Regions from separate parts of the Mus musculus genome. Here region 1 is linked to region 2. The links are chromatin contacts, found by POLR2A ChIA-PET in ENCODE. All regions are on one chromosome and are shown on one strand. Each heading gives the region's core, a stretch centred on a gene start or an enhancer-like site at or near the end of the contact. The rest is flanking DNA. Distances are from core to core; before and after follow the strand shown. Region 1 has its middle 47 kb from the start of Gm32234. Region 2 holds the start of Gtf3c6 (general transcription factor IIIC, polypeptide 6, alpha).

Region 1 (4,747 bases), core at 1,989-4,488, 240 kb before region 2:
AATATATATTAAGAACACATCCCAGTTCTGACAAGATGTTCGGGCTGCTCTCCCCCTCCCCCTCCCCCCTCTCTCCCCTTTCCCCTCCCTCTCCCCCCTCCCCTTCCTGTTTCCCACGCCTGCTTCCTTCGCCAAGCCCCACCTCTGCTCCAAAGCCCTTGCCAGTCAGCCTGCAGGTGTCTTCTGATGTTGTCCTAGTGGGGACTGGATTCACATCCTGGTATTTGCAGAAGACCTTGACACAAGAGAAGACTTAGGCACTCTGGAAATGAGCCCAGCACACCAAGTCCAACCCAGAATCCCTCAGTGAAAAGAAAATACAGAAATCTCCACCTTCTCTTGCCCAGGGAATGTACCAATGACTCACACTCCGGCTTCACTTGGCTCCATTTTACATCTCTGTGTTCTCCCCATCTTTCTACATAAAGGTATGGATGATTGCACCACATATATCACCTGTAGGGATCTCAGATTTTTGGCCACTAAGCCTTGGCTCCCTGAGGGACATCCTTCTTGGGTCCAAGTAACCACAGGCAACAAAAACGGCCTCACTGCAGAGCCTTTCTCCTGCCCCTCTGCATGCATCCCATCATGTGAGTTCTGGACCCGGAAAGCAAGCAGCGAGTTTAGTACCTTAAACCTCTCACTGGCTCTGATAGTTTTCCTTTGGATTATCTTCTTAGGGCTTGATTCTGATGGGTCTCGATACATTTCACCATTCTCTGGTCTGGGCTTTACCTTATTGAATGTTAGATGTTTATATATATATTTGAGACAAGATCTCTCTGTGTAGCCCAGGCTGGCCTTGAACTCAGAGATCTTCCTGCCTCTGTCTCCCAGCTGTTGAGACTACAGGCATGTTCCACCAAGCCTCACTTTTCAAGCAATTTTGAGTATTGTTCTGGGATGCCACTAATGGAAAATAGTCGGATACTTTCAAGACTTGGTTTTAAGTCTTGTTGGGAGGGGCTTGAGCTGTCTCTGGTCAAGCTTGGCTAGGTCCCATTACTAAGACAACAGTGGATTCGTCCATTCAGGGCTGTGAATCAAAGGAACAGGACCATGTAGTCCCTGTCCAGTGGGAACTCTAGAAGTTGCACTTGGGGGTGATTTGGGGTAGTTCTTTCTCCAGCCTCGTGTGGTGCAATGTGCTTGTGCTGATCTACACCCAAACTCCAAGGATTGGGCTGGAGAGTGGGTTCAGAGGTTAAGAGCACTGGCTGCTTTTCCAGAGGTCCTGAGTTTAATTTCCAGCAACCACATGGTGGCTATTAAACATCTATAATGAAATCTGCTGCCCTTTTCTGCCACGCAGGCAGAACACTATACACGATACATAAATAAGTATTAAAAAAATACTCCAAGGACATACTGTAAAACCACAGCTGTATTTCTTTGCTCAGAGACTGCCTTGCGAATTCTGAACCCTCTGACCCTGCATCCCAGATAATCTACTGGATTATCTGGCTCTACTTGAATCCCTCTCGGGAACTGGCCAGGGAAGTTACAAGCTCAAGTCCTTCTGACCGTCTGACCTCCATTAACCCAGTGACTCTGAGCCTGTCACAGAAGCCTCCCCCAGCCAGAAAGTCTCTATGGATTAAGCAGGGGTACTCATAAGAGTCATGATCTCACTACCTCTGCTGTCTGTGGTCCTGGGGCTGCGCATCATTGATTTAAACATTTTATTTGCGTGGCATGTGCCTCTAGTATCTGGCAGTCTGTAGCCAAGATAGCGAGATTATTTGAACTCACAAGCTCAGGACCAGCCTGTCTCGAAGGAAAACCAGAACATTTTGTCCAGTGTTTTATTTCAGAACCAAGTCCTAGTGGTTACTTCTTGAAGTGTCTAGAGTTGTGTATACTAGCGTTTAGCTGGATTTCAGAGATACATAAATCCTTATCATCCATTCGCCATGGAGAAACTGAGGCAGAAGAAAGTAATTTGCCCTGGTCTGTTGACTTCAGATGGGAATTGTTTGGAGAGATAAGAAACACTTTGGAGAATTTGAATCCTGCATGTTATGGTGAAAATGGCATCTGTTGCTCTCCCGGTCTCCCTCTCTTCTGCATTCCAATACTTACTGTGGTCTACACTCTCGGTGATGTCAGCCTCTACTGATGTTGCTCCATTGAAAAGGTGGATGCTTCCAGTCCCTGTGGATAGCAACTACCCCGGCCCATTCCAGAATAATTGGATATCATGGAACTGACGCACCAGCATGAGTCAGACAGCAAAGCTGTGGCTGGAGCTGAGCATCAAGGACCCCTGTGAGCCTGTGTGTTATCTCATAGACAAGGAAACTGGGAGCCAGCTGGGTGTGCTGCCGCACCCAGTCAGCACTCAGACTAATTTACCCACAGAAGCCCAAGCTCTTGTTGCTATTTCTTGTTTCTTTGTGGGGTTTTGTTCTTTTTTTTTTTTTTTTGAGACAGTGTTTCTCTGTATCGCCTGGCTGTCCTGGAACTCACTTTGTAGACCAGGCTGGCCTCGAACTCAGAAATCCGCCTGCCTCTGCCTCCCCAGTGCTGGGATTAAAGGCGTGCGCCACCACGCCCAGCTTCTTTTTTATTTTTTGAGACAGGATCTCACCCTGCATTCCCCGATGCTCCTGCCTCAGTTTCCCTCCCGAGATTTCACATTATAAGCATACACCACCACACTCAACAATAACTCATATTTTCGATGAACACTCTGCCTACTACACAGCATTTGTCTATAACAACTGTTCCAAACCAGTTGAAGCTCTGTATTAAAAGCTCTTCCATGTCTCTGTGCATGTGAACAGAATATTTATTGAATATATCTACATATTTTTTAACAGTCTGCCATCTCTTGATGAGTGAGAATTCCCGACAGGAGCTCAGGGCTAGCGTGAGAGGAAGTTCGTGAAAAGGACAATGTCAGCAGTAACAGAAAGATGCGGGATACGAGGAATAGGCAATGGGAACAGTAAGCCCACTGCTTGAGTTATTTAAAACCACTGGGGCAGGAGCCGATGACCAGATAAGTATCTCTCTCCTCGGTCTGGCTTTTGTTCTGTTTTTTTGTTTTTCTAAAGGAACTGCCCCCACCCCCATCTACACAATACGAAACACACTCTTCTCAGCACGTAAAAGTGGGGAGGTTCCTGGTTTTGCTGCAAGGGCAGACTTTGCCCTGCCTTGTTGACCAGTGGTCACAATAGGGCCTTTCATTGCAAGACCACATGGTCCCCTGCAACGTGACCTGGGAGCTGGCAAACACTCCAGGGCAGCACAAAGGAGCGGAACTTGTGTTTGTGCAGAGTGTTCAGGCAGTCGGCAGGGTCTGGGGTTCCTTCTCCCTCCCGTGTGCTCAGCAGCTCAGTGCCTCTCTTACCCTGCCCTGCCCTGCCCTGTCCCTCTGCAGCTGACAGTGGCTGGCCAGTGCTAGGCCCACTCCTTGGGCAGAAGGAGCCCCTGTAAGGTCCACCTGGGGTAACCTGCACCATGTATATGTAAAATAGAGCTGACCCCACCATGCACACGGTGGTTTTTTAACTTCTTTTTTAACTTGTATATTTGTTGAAAGAATTCACTTAGGCAAAGTCTGAAAGAGGAAGGTTGTGAAACTGGGTCAGGAGGAGGCGTCTGATGATAAAACACACTTTCTGTTCAGCGATGAGGGACGGATTCCAAACATATATAGCAGACCGTACACTGACCCTGTGGCAGGTGAAGGAGCCTTCAGACTCTGTGAGCTTTTTGACCCTGGGAAAAAAGCTTCACTGGGGTGAGACATGCGGGAGCAGGCACAGCTGGCTGACAGGTCTTCTGCCCGTTGATAGGTCCCTGCCTCGTCACGTGGACAGGAAAATGATAGCGACTTCTTTAGGCTGGAGAGATGGCTTGAAAGGGTGGAGCATATTCCATTCTAGCAGAAGACTTAAGTTCAGTTCCCAGGGCCCACTTCAGGCTGCTCACGCCCCTGTTAACCCAGCCCCAGGAGGCCTGATGCCCTCTTCTGGTCCTTGCAGGCACTTGTGCCTGCATACACACACACACACACACACACACACACACAACTTAATTTATTTATTTATTTATTTATTTATTTATTTATTTATTTATTTTAGTACATATAAAAGAAAGAGCCCACCGGTGGCTATGGAGATGCTCAGCAGTGAAGTCCACTGACTGCTCTTTCAGACAGCCTAGGTTCAGTTCCCAGCGCCCACATGGTACCCCACAACCATCTGTAATTCCAGTTCCATGGAATCTGATAGCCTCTTCTGACCTCTGCAGGTACCAAGCACACACATGGTGCACACACATACATGGGGCAAAACATCCGTATGCAACAATTTTTTAGAAAGAAAGCTCAAAACTAATGTTCTTCGAAGCCATGACTAATTCCTGTGTTCAAATGAGTTGGGGGAGGGGGCAACTGAAATGGTGTCTTTGTTTAAAAAGGGGTTCTACTGTATAGCTCAGGCTAGCCTCAGACTAATAGTGTTTCTCACTCAACAGCTTCCTGTGTGCCACCACAACGAGAGGAAAATTAAAATTTCAGGAGTTTATTGAGCATCTAATTGTGGAGACTGGTATGCTCTGTTATCATGTTATTACAGACTAGTCACCAAGGAGATATAAAAAACTATAACAAATTTTGATAACAGAAAGAAGTTGACATTGTTTTTTAACTCATGAGTGTCTACCAGACCTTCTGCACACAGTAATGTTCAGTGTTGGTAACAGTGAAGGGGGGACACATGCATCCATCTCC
Region 2 (4,675 bases), core at 1,370-3,869:
GGCATCATATGCAAATCTCATGATCTCCTCCACCTTTTTTTATTTCTTAACAGCACCTCACTACAAAGCCTTGGCTGGTTGGTCTGCAATTCACTATGTAAACCAGTCTGTCCTCAAACGCAGAGATTCATCCATCCATCTGCCCAAATGCTGGGACATCACAATTGCTTGTGCCATCACACCCAGCTATTTTTGTTTGAATGTGTGTTGCACAAACCATAATGTAGGTGAAACACCTATACACATACACACAAAAAATAATGAAATAAAAATAAAGAATTACATTTTATTTTCACAGCTATTATTACTCTCTATCGAGCTGGGATGCTTAGTATCTCTCAGTATTTAGTTGTACATGGCTGCTTGCAAATGGCTCTTTGCTATTATTTTCTATCAGAGTTTTTCAACTGAATTCCTTAGAACAGAGCATCAGTATAACCTGCACACTTGCTATCTGTCCTATACTGAACTTCCCAGAATTAGATTGCAGTGCTTCAGAGATCTGGAGAAGCCTTTCAGCACATTGTGATGCAGCTGAAATTTGAAGCCAAAGTTATCCTGCACTTTGTAGTTCCCGCCCCGTCCCGCCCCGCCCCGCCCCGCCCCCAGAGAGATGGTTTTTCTCTGTGTAGCCCTGGTTGTCTTGGATCTTACTCTGTAGACCAGGCTAGCCTTTGAACTCCTGAGTGCGTGGGCCATCACCACCAGGAAAGGATCAAGGGTTTTGAAGGTTCCAGGCCCTACAATTGAGCTACATTCCGAGTCTTGCACTTCATTTTCTCATACAAGTAAAGTACAAGTTTAAAACAGAAAAAACAAAAACTTACTGTATCTTACTCTTATGTAAGTGCAAAATGTTCATTTCTGAGACAAGATGTTACCTCTAAAGGCTCTTTTACAAGAACTCTGCTATAAAACATATTTTTAAGCCTGGTATGGTGGTGTATACCTTTAATTCCAGCAGAGGCAGGAAGCTCTCTGTAAGCTCGAGGAAAGCTTGGTCTACAAAACGAGTTTCAAGACAGCCAGGACTGTTACATAGAGAAACCCTCTCGAAAAACTAAAACAACAACAACAACAACAACAAAAAGGAGAAAATAAAAATTCTCATATAAGTTTTCCAAGTAAAAGAGCAAGAAGGAGCAGATTGTTAAATCACTTGTCGCCTCCTAGTGGCAGTGTCTTAATATTGCGACCACTATCACATTTAATATTCTTTATTTACTAGTTCAGGTTAATAGCCTTCCTCATAGATTTTTTTTTCCTCTGCAAGGAGCTTCAGTCATGCTTGCAGAAGACCTAAGTTTACTTCACACACAACTACTAATAGGACAAAATTCTTTCCTGTTTTGTTGTTCATAAGCACTTAAAATTTTTCTTGCAGTTAATGGTCTCGTGAACATTATAACTACATTCATACTAAGAACAAGAAAGGCAGGTCAGCCAGGCTGTAGTGAACACCCTAAACCCCAGCACTTAGGAGGCTGAGGCAGGCAGAAAGCAGAACTTGAGTTGGAGGTCGTCTGGGACCATACAGAGAGGAATGACCGGGCTACACAGTATAAGCCATGTAAAATACAAGAGGAAAGATATCCATTTAGTAGCTCAGGACCAAAGCATCTACTCTAACTTTCAACTAAATATAAAAGAAACCACTCAGACTGTGTCCTCTCCCTCTCAACCCTCAAGAGAGTTGAGAACGATCATCAATGGCAGATAGCAGTTGCAAAATGCAGCACTAAAAGCCGGCTTCACGCTCAGGAAAGGACACTCTGTCTCCTCCTCGTGGTTTCGGGTGCTCTACACAGTCAGAGAAACTTCTCTAGTAACAAACTATAGAAATGATCCCTGAAAGTATAGTCTTAGTTTAGCGTTGCCAGCCGCCGCGAGGCCACCTCTGACAGCACATTTTTAACTAATGGTGACATTCCCCACCCGCCCCCCCCCCCCCGCGAAAACCCCGTAATATTCTCCTAAGGAATACCATACACATGCACTTTCGAAGCTGTGTTCGTATATTATTTTGCAAAAAAAAAAAACAAAAACAAAAACTCATTCTGAATACTTATGACTTGTAAACTAACTCAGAATCAAGTTCATAATTAACATATTGAGGATAATAGCCAATCACACGCCAGTGTCTTCAGTCATCCTAAGAAAATCACTTCCGGACCAGTTTTAAAGGGTGGGTGCGGCTCCTCAGGCTGCGTTTTACTTAAGATGGGTGTTGATTTGTGTCCTCTGCGGTCTGAATTCCACCCTGTCCCAGTAGCGTCACTGCTGGGTTTGTGTTAACTAAGTAGCCACTCTGGCCTAGAATTTGCATTAATCCTCTCCCTCCCGCGTCCTTAGATGTTGGGATGAAAAGTGGAGGCCACCATTGATCCTCTAGTCTCCTTCGGCAGACAATAAACGTGAGGTTTTGTTTTATAGTGGAGGCAGTTGATTACGCTCATCCTCAGCTACTTACTGAGTTCAGTGTAGCCTGAGCTCTATGAGCCACGTTCTTCAAAGTGGGGCTAAATACCCTAAATTCCCGAAGCTCGGAGCGTGTCGAGTCTCCACGTGGGACCCACTTACGGAAGCCTGGCGTCGCCATCTTGCTTTCTGGCCGGAAGCCGGACGCCGCTGCCCGTATCCAAAATGGCATCCACAGGGGGCGTGGCCAGTGATGGCGTCTCCGAACGCTATGGCGGCGGCAGTGGATCCCATTTGGGAGGACTTGGAGGAGGAGGAAGAGGAGCTAGAGGAGGTTGTAAGCGAGGGTCAGAGGCCTGCGGCGCGGGCGGTCTTGGTTGAGCCACCCCTGGGTGGGGAAGGGAGTCTGGGATGCGGACGGAGGGAGGGAGGCCGGTAGACAGCTCGCTGGCTTTCCGAAGCCCGAGAAGCCGTGGAGGGCTAGCTTCAGTTCTGGTTTACCCATTCTAGAAAGAATCGGTTTCCACCAGAAACTGGATCGAGTTTTCACAGAGAAATTTGGGGCATTTCTTATTTACTGCCCCTTGTCTACCTTATTAACTTTGCTTTCTTCCACCAGGAGCAGTTTGTTCTGGTAGAATTGTCAGGAATCATTGATTCAGACTTTCTCTCCAAATGTGAAAATAAATGCAAGATTTTGGTGAGTCTTAGAATTCGGGGAATGTTGTAGATTTTCTTAAAGTTAAAACAAGACTAAAAGGTGATATGCTTGTCCACAAAGAGAGAGACGTTCATCCCACCTTACAAAGCAGTGATCAAACGCTCCAGGCTCATACCAGAAGAGTAGGTTACAAGGGAGGGATTCTATGGGAGCAGAGAAAATGCCTGACTGCTTCTTCTTCACTGTCTGAATGTGTGGCTGGAGAGAAAGAGCAAAACACCTTGTATGAAACTTCTGGGGGACTTTCAGGACAAAGCCTAATCCATGCTGTTAAGCAGTGCCTGCCTTCCTTGTAGTGGGCGTGGCCTCAGTTCTATCCTCCAATAGTACCACAGTTGAGTGTACTAGTCTGGACGCAGACTCTGGTCTAAGTGTGGATATGTATGCAGTGTTGCCCGGCCGGTCACCAAGTACCCATGTCACCTGCTTCACCATGCCTTTGGTGTGTCTTTGGCTCACTCCTCACAAGCCAATTAGGAAAAAATAGCATGAGAGCAGGCTGTCCTGGTGCACACCTGTAATGCCGGCACTGGAGAGCCCAAGGCAGGCGGATCCGAAGTTCATTGTCATCCTACCCCCCAACTCCCCGGAATGCCCTGGAACTCACTTTGTAGACCAGGCTGGCCTCGAACTCAGAAATCTGCCTACCTCTGCCTCCCAAGTGCTGGGATTAAAGGCGTGCGCCACCACCGCCTGGCTCATTGTCATCCTTAATGATATAGTAAGTTCTAGGCCACCTTGATCTACAGAAAGCCCTGTCTTCAAAATGCCTGGAGAAGACACAGTTTAAAATATTACGTTATTGCCTGATGATGATACATACCTTTAATCCCAGCACTCATGAGGCAGAGGCAAACGGATCTCTTAAGTTTGAGGCCTGCTTGGTCTGCAGAGTGAGTCCCAGGACAGTCAGGGCTGTTACACAGAGAAACCCTGTCTTTGGGGGATGGGGGTAGGGATGGGGGATAAAGCTGTTATCAAAATTTTTGGGCAAAATCCTTGGCTTCAAATATTTAAACAGGTTAATTTCTGCCACTTACCCCAACATGCCAATCAGAGATGAGTAGTGTGGTGTACATAGCAAGTTCTAAGACAGACAGACAGACCCACAGAGAGACCCCGTCTCAAAACGACAACAGAAAGTCCACTCAGGCATGGTGGACATTTTTTTTAAAGATTTATTTATTTATTTTATGTATATGAGTATACTGTAGTTGTACAGATGGTTGTGAGCCTTCATGTGGTTGTTGGGAATTGAATTTAGGACCTCTGCTCACTCTGGTCAACCCTGCTTGCTCTGGCCTAAAGATTTATTATTATAAATAAGTACACCGTAGCTGTCTTCAAACACACCAGAAGAGGGTGTCAGATTTCATTATGGGTGGTTGTGAGCCACCTTGTGGTTTCTGGGATTTGAACTCAGGACCTTTGGAAGAGCAGTCAGTGCTCCTAACCACTGAGCCATCTCTCCAGCATGGACATACTCTTAATCCCACCCAATGCATAGGAAGTGCAAACAGGCATATCTCAGTGAGC

The links. ChIA-PET counts read pairs that join two places held with the same protein, here RNA polymerase II (POLR2A).
Region 1: POLR2A ChIA-PET joins it to region 2 with 21 read pairs in embryonic stem cell. The contact joins the enhancer-like site here to the promoter of Gtf3c6 in region 2. POLR2A ChIA-PET finds 5 or more read pairs at or near these places in 4 of 5 experiments (Patski and embryonic stem cell).

What each region holds. Positions count from the first base shown.
Region 1 is chr10:40,498,481-40,503,227 of GRCm38, reverse strand. No RefSeq gene overlaps it. Among named protein-coding and RNA genes, the nearest start is that of Gm32234, 47 kb to the right of the region's middle. Within about 2 kb of position 3,238, at least 3 of the 3 ENCODE cell types and tissues checked have a DNase peak (open chromatin) inside an H3K27ac peak, as active enhancers do.
Region 2 is chr10:40,255,656-40,260,330 of GRCm38, reverse strand. Gtf3c6 (general transcription factor IIIC, polypeptide 6, alpha) reads left to right here and starts at 2,619. Exons shown (of 6, transcript NM_026113.5): 1 at 2,619-2,752; 2 at 3,038-3,118. The coding sequence starts at 2,672. It overlaps Rnu3a (U3A small nuclear RNA), which reads right to left and starts at 1,863; the gene lies at 1,652-1,863.